Linked DNA regions of Homo sapiens: region 2 is linked to region 1. A link is a contact called in ENCODE Hi-C or POLR2A ChIA-PET data. All regions are on one chromosome and are shown on one strand. Each heading gives the region's core, a stretch centred on a gene start or an enhancer-like site at or near the end of the contact. The rest is flanking DNA. Distances are from core to core; before and after follow the strand shown.

Region 1 (2,868 bases), core at 222-2,721:
GCTTCAAAGCTCAGAATGTAATGGGGGCCAGAGTGTGGGAAGAAGGAAATTTGTGTACCCTGCCAGCCTGTTGTAAATAAGCACACACTCCCAGAGGGTAATTTGGCAAAACATCAAAAGCCTTTCAAGTATTCATACACTTGACCAATCATTCTTCTAAGAATTTACCCCCCAAAAATAAACAGACATGTCAAAATACCTGTACAAGACGTTCATCACAGAGTTATCTATAACATGAAAAATCAAATACAGTGATATACTCACAGACACTCGGGAACAGGTTAAATAAACTATAGTGCATATATTTGGTGTATTTTATGGAGTCATCAATACATTTTGGAAGAAGTCTTAATAACATAGGAAAATGTTTATGCCAAGTTGAATTGTAAAAGCAAAATAAAACCACATAGAGTCTGATCACAATACATTTGAAATTGGATAAGTCTATCTGTGCACACACATATACACAGGCTTACCTAGAAAGAAGGCTGGGAGTGTGCAGGTGTGTACACGTGCATGTAATTTACAGTAGTTTGGGATTGTGGTAGTATTTCCATTACATCTAAATACTATTCTGTGTTTCCCAAATGCTTGCAAGGTTTGCATTACTTCTGTAATCAGAAAGTAAGTAACTTCCTTTCAAAGAGAAAAGGAAGCTCCCTCTCTTCACAGAATAGAAGATGGACCAAGGGGGAAGCAGTTAGGAGCTGCTACGTTGGAAGTGAGAATGAAGGGCAGAGGAAGATTCCAGAGACTCAGGAGGCAGAAATGTCAGGATTTGCTGACTGACCAGATGTAGCGGCAGAATGAGGAACAAAGGAGTCAAGTTTGATTCTCAGGTCTGTGGATTTGGAGACAGAGTGAGAGGTGTCGCCATTCTCCCAAGACAAGGAACACAGGATTTGGTAGCACACAGACGGTCCCAGTGATTCTTGCTTCCTGATATTCAGACCCTTTGTCCTCTCTGACTAGGGCTGACCTGTGGGACCCATAGGGCATAGCAGAAATGACAGGGTGTGGCTTCTGAAGCTAGACCATAAAAGATATTGTGGGCTCTGCTTTTCTCTCTCTTGGATCACTTGCCCTGGGAGAAGCCAGCCGCCATGTCATGAGGACACTCAAGCAGCCCTGTGGAGATATCCCCATGGTGAGGAACCAAGTCCTCCTCCCAATACCAGCAGTCACTGGCCAGGTATGAGGGTAAGCCCCAAGAGCACAGATCCCCCAGCCCCAGGCGAGCCTTCCACTGAAGACAGAAACTGTCAAAGAATGTTACTTGATTTATGTCACTAGGTTTGAGGGGAATTTGCTATACAGCAATAGATAACCAGTGCGTGGAAAGAGGCACAGACTGGAGCTGTCTGTACACTTTTGTGGTTTAAACCACCATCTAGTTTTTCTAACTTCTGCTCAGGATATAGAGGGCTGGAAAGAGTATTGCCGGTACCATGACAACAAAAACACTAGAGAACATGCAAAACCACTTTTTCCGGAACACATCAGAGAATTGAGGTTGCAGTTGCCTCCCTATTAGGGTCCAGTGGGGGCTTCCAGAGGGAGACCAGGGCCAGGAGGAGGGAGAAGGGGCTCATGCCTTCCTTCCGACCTGTGTCTGGCCAGCATCAGCTCAACAGGGTCGGAGGGTGTCTGCCTCCTGCAGCTGCTAGCTCTGTTCTCTCACTATTCCCTTTTTGCCTCCAATTCCTGTCTAACCAATCCCTAAAGTAAATTCTTATTCAAATAACCAGACAGTTTCTATTTCCCTAAGTGGATCTTAACTGCTGCAGCACAAATTCAATTCAACTCCTCAATGACTGCACCTGGTTCTCTTTTAGGGCCACAAATAGGAGCGTGGTGGAATTCCTGCCTGTCCACCTAAACCTCTGTCACCTGATCCTTGTTACCTTTCCTGACGCACCCGCTGCAAACTCCACCCAACCTGGTCTGGCTCATAGCACTACTTGTGTGCTCCTAACCTGGCATTTTCCCCCATAGTTCCATGCCTCTTACCCCAACTCTACTGAAACAGGACAATGGGAAAATGAGGCACCCTGGCATTTGAGGAAGCATTGTAGAGAAGGAGGGAAAGTTAGGGCTTTTCTGGTGTTTATTTTATACATTGATAGAAACGACATCAGCAAAAAAGAATGATTTATGCTGAGGTTGATCTTCCTGACCCTGGTTTGTTTGTCCTTACTGAAGTTTTTATTCTTAAAGTTATAAGGCAAGAAAGAAAACCCTAAGACATCAGTCTCACCTCTTTCCTAATTCCCTTTTTATCTTAAGTCACCTTGATAACATACTTCTCCCACTCACTCAGGAGACATGAAGTGCTGAAAAGATGACAAGATGGTAACGTGTGTGCACAAACACACACACATACATTCATGCACACATGAAAACTACTTACCTGAAATAATGATGCTAGAACTTCTAACGACGTAGAAAACTTTTTGAGTGAAGCAGATGTCTGCACTTAGCTGGCATTGAGAAATGACAAACTTCACCTCCTACAGCACTACTGTTTATAAGCTAGGAATTGATGTGGAAAAGGGTAGAGTCTACCTTCTGAAGAAGGCTCCAGCCCACCAACAAAAAGGTTTTGTTTTTGTTTGTTTGTTTGTTTTTGAGATGGAGTTTCACTCTTGTTGCCCAGGCTGGAGTGCCATGGCATGATCTCGGCTCACAGCAACCTCCGCCTCCCAGCTTTAAGCAATTCTCCTGCCTCAGCCTCCCGAGTAGCTGGGATTACAGGCAGGTGCCACCATGCCCGGCTAATTTTGTATTTTTAGTAGAGACGGGGTTTCTCCATGTTGGTCAGGCTGGTCTCGAACTCCCAATCTCAGATGATCTGCCCACCTCGGCCTC
Region 2 (2,868 bases), core at 230-2,729, 400 kb after region 1:
TATAAGAGATCAAGAGAAATGAAAGATAGATTAAAAAAGGACAAATCTAATTAAAATTCTAAAGGGACAGAACAGAGAAAATGGAAAAGAAATATCTGAAGACATAACAACTGAGAATTTGCCAAAACTGATAAAAAAAAATGCACAGACACAAGAAGCAGCACAATATATGCCACGCAGGAGAAATAAAGAAGAAATCCACACCTGGGCACACTTTAGTAAAAGTGCACAATAAAAACACCAAGAGAAGAGTTCAGAAGTAGCCAAAAGGAAAAGACAGGTGCTTACAAAAGAATGACAATTAGATGACAGAGACATCTCAACAGCGGCACTGGCTGCCAAAATCAATGAAATAGTATCTTCAAAGCACTCAAAGAAAACACAATTATATTCCCAGAAAGATTGTCTTTTAAGAATTAGAGTGAAATAAGAAGACCATTTCAAAAGAATAACAGCTGAAATTTAAGGCCAACTGACCTCGCAATATAACATCTAAACAATATTCTTCAGGTAGAAGGAAAATGTCTCAGAAGGAAGGTCTAAGAAACAACGAAAAAAGAAATTGTTAAATATGTAGGTAAAATTAAACAATGTCTGTTCAAAACAGAACAATAAAGCAGAAACAGCAGACTCATATTAATACACAGTACTTATCAACTTCTAGGTATAGCTCTTAATGCTTTATAGGTACTATATTTCTCATTGAAAAGCCTTAGCCTTATGAGAAAGATCCTTTTGTTGTCCACATTTTATAGGTGAGGAAATTGAGGCACAGGCAGGTTAAATGCTTGCCCGACACTATCCGGTAGGCAGCAGAGCTGGGTGTCACACCAGGCTGCCGGTTTCAGTTTCTAGTTTATGTGCTTAACCACTAGACTGTGTCTATGACAAATGTGGGGGGGAAGGTAGAAAACTAAAAAATAAAAAAAAGACAATTTGATCAAACAAGGATGACCAGAGCCAAAAGTACTCTAAGGCCTTTATATTGTTTTAGAAGGATAGTTAAAATACTCAACCTTATACTTAATTATCTTAGGTAAGCATGGTAAAATTTAAAGGGCAATCACTAAAAAACTAGAAATAAAGTATAAAACTTCTAAATCACTGGAGGGGTAAAAACAGAAGGGAGGTGGGAGCAGGGGAGACCAAAATCAATCCCCTAGAAAGAGAAAAACAATACAAAAGGAAAAATAAATGAAAATGTACAAAGCTTCTGCACAGCAAAGGAAACAATCAACGAAGTAGACATAATCCACAGAATGGGAGAAAACATTTGCAAAATTATTCATCCAACAAAGGATTAACAACTAGAATATATAAGGAACTCAACAGCAAAAGACATTCTGATTTGAAAATGGGCAAAGGATCTGAAAAGACATTTCTCAAAAGGAGACAACAAATGGAGAGCAGGTACATGAAAAAGTGCTCCACATCACTATCATCAGGGAAATGCAAATCAAAACCACAAGCAGATGTCTTCTCACCCCAGTTAAAATGGCTATTACTAAAAGAGTCAGAAAATAACAAATGCTGATGTGGATGCTTGAGCCCAGGAGATCGAGATCAGCCAGGGCAACACAGTGGGACCCCGTTTCTACAAAAAATTTTAAAATTAGCCAGCATGGTGGCATGCGCCTATGGTCCCAGCTACACAAGAGACTGAGGTGGGAGGATGGCTTAAGTCTAGGAGGTGGGGGCTGCAGTGAGCCATTAATCACGCCACTACACTCCAGTGACAGGGTGAGACCCTGTCTCAAAACAAAACAAAACACTTCTTGGCTATAGCAAAGGTGGTATTTTGAAAGAAAATTCATTGCCTTAAATGCTTATGTTAGTCTGGGCATGGTGGATTACATGTGCAATCCCAACACTTTAGGAGGCCAGGGTGGGAGGACTGCTTGAACCTAGGAGTTCAAGACCATCCTGGGCAACACAGTGAGACCCCGTCTCTACAAAAAATTAAAAAATCAGCCAGGCATGGTGGCACATGCCTGTGGTCCCAGCTTCTCAGAAGGCTGAAGTAGGAGGATCACTTGAGCCCAGGAGGTCAAGGCTGAAGTAAGCCATGATTGCACCACCGTACTCCAGCCTGGACCACAAAATGAGACGCTGTCTCAAAAAACAAAACAAAACAAAACAACAACAACAACTTATGTTATAAAAGAAGAAACTGTTATAAAATGTTATAAAACTTATGTTAGAAAAGAAAACATGTTATAAATTAAGGGGCTAAACATTCAACTTAAAGAAGTTAGAAAAGTACAGCATAAACCAAAAGAGAGTAAAGGAAGAAGATAGTAAAAACAGAAATTAAATAAATAAAAAGAAAAAAAAATTAGACAAGCTAAACAAAGCCAAACACTGATTCTTTGCAAAATGTAATCAAAGACACAAAGCTCTGGCAAGATAGATAAAGACAGAGCAGCACAAATAAATACTGACAATGAAAAGAGGGCTACAACTAACTACAGACACCATGAAACTTAAGATAAAATAATACCATGAACAACTTAATGTTATAAAATTAGATAACATATGAAATGAGTAAATTCCTAAGAAACACAATTTAACAAAACTACCTCAAGAAGAAAGACAGTCTAAATTGTTCTATAACCACTAAAGAAAATGAATCTGTAGTTTAAAATCATCCCACAAAGAAATCAGGCCATATAGTTTACAAACGAGTTCTACCAAACATTCAGGAATAGCCTACAGCAGTATTACACAAACTCAATCAGAATATTTAAAAAGTGATAATAGCCACAACTAGTTCTAAGAGGTTATTAGAAAATCTGTTTGTCTACTAATTAGAAATATAATCTATTAGATATAATTCATCATACTAAAAGAGTAAAGAGCAGGGAAAAA

The links. Hi-C counts contacts between places; a loop is a spot of excess contacts on that map. ChIA-PET counts read pairs that join two places held with the same protein, here RNA polymerase II (POLR2A). Pooled maps may share reads with other maps.
Region 2: a pooled map shows a loop between it and region 1 (4-fold over the local background). The contact joins two enhancer-like sites. A Hi-C loop is called at or near these places in 5 of 50 pooled maps. POLR2A ChIA-PET finds 5 or more read pairs at or near these places in 3 of 52 experiments (GM12878, activated CD8-positive, alpha-beta memory T cell and naive thymus-derived CD4-positive, alpha-beta T cell).

Annotation. Positions count from the first base shown.
Region 1 is chr6:158,685,579-158,688,446 of GRCh38, reverse strand. All of the region lies in intron 6 of SYTL3 (synaptotagmin like 3), which reads right to left. Among named protein-coding and RNA genes, the nearest start is that of SYTL3, 37 kb to the right of the region's middle. RefSeq lists a silencer at 1,204-1,404. Within about 2 kb of position 1,471, at least 7 of the 41 ENCODE cell types and tissues checked have a DNase peak (open chromatin) inside an H3K27ac peak, as active enhancers do.
Region 2 is chr6:158,288,847-158,291,714 of GRCh38, reverse strand. It overlaps a transcript of TULP4 not described here. Among named protein-coding and RNA genes, the nearest start is that of TULP4, 22 kb to the left of the region's middle. RefSeq lists a silencer at 751-800. Within about 2 kb of position 1,479, at least 7 of the 41 ENCODE cell types and tissues checked have a DNase peak (open chromatin) inside an H3K27ac peak, as active enhancers do.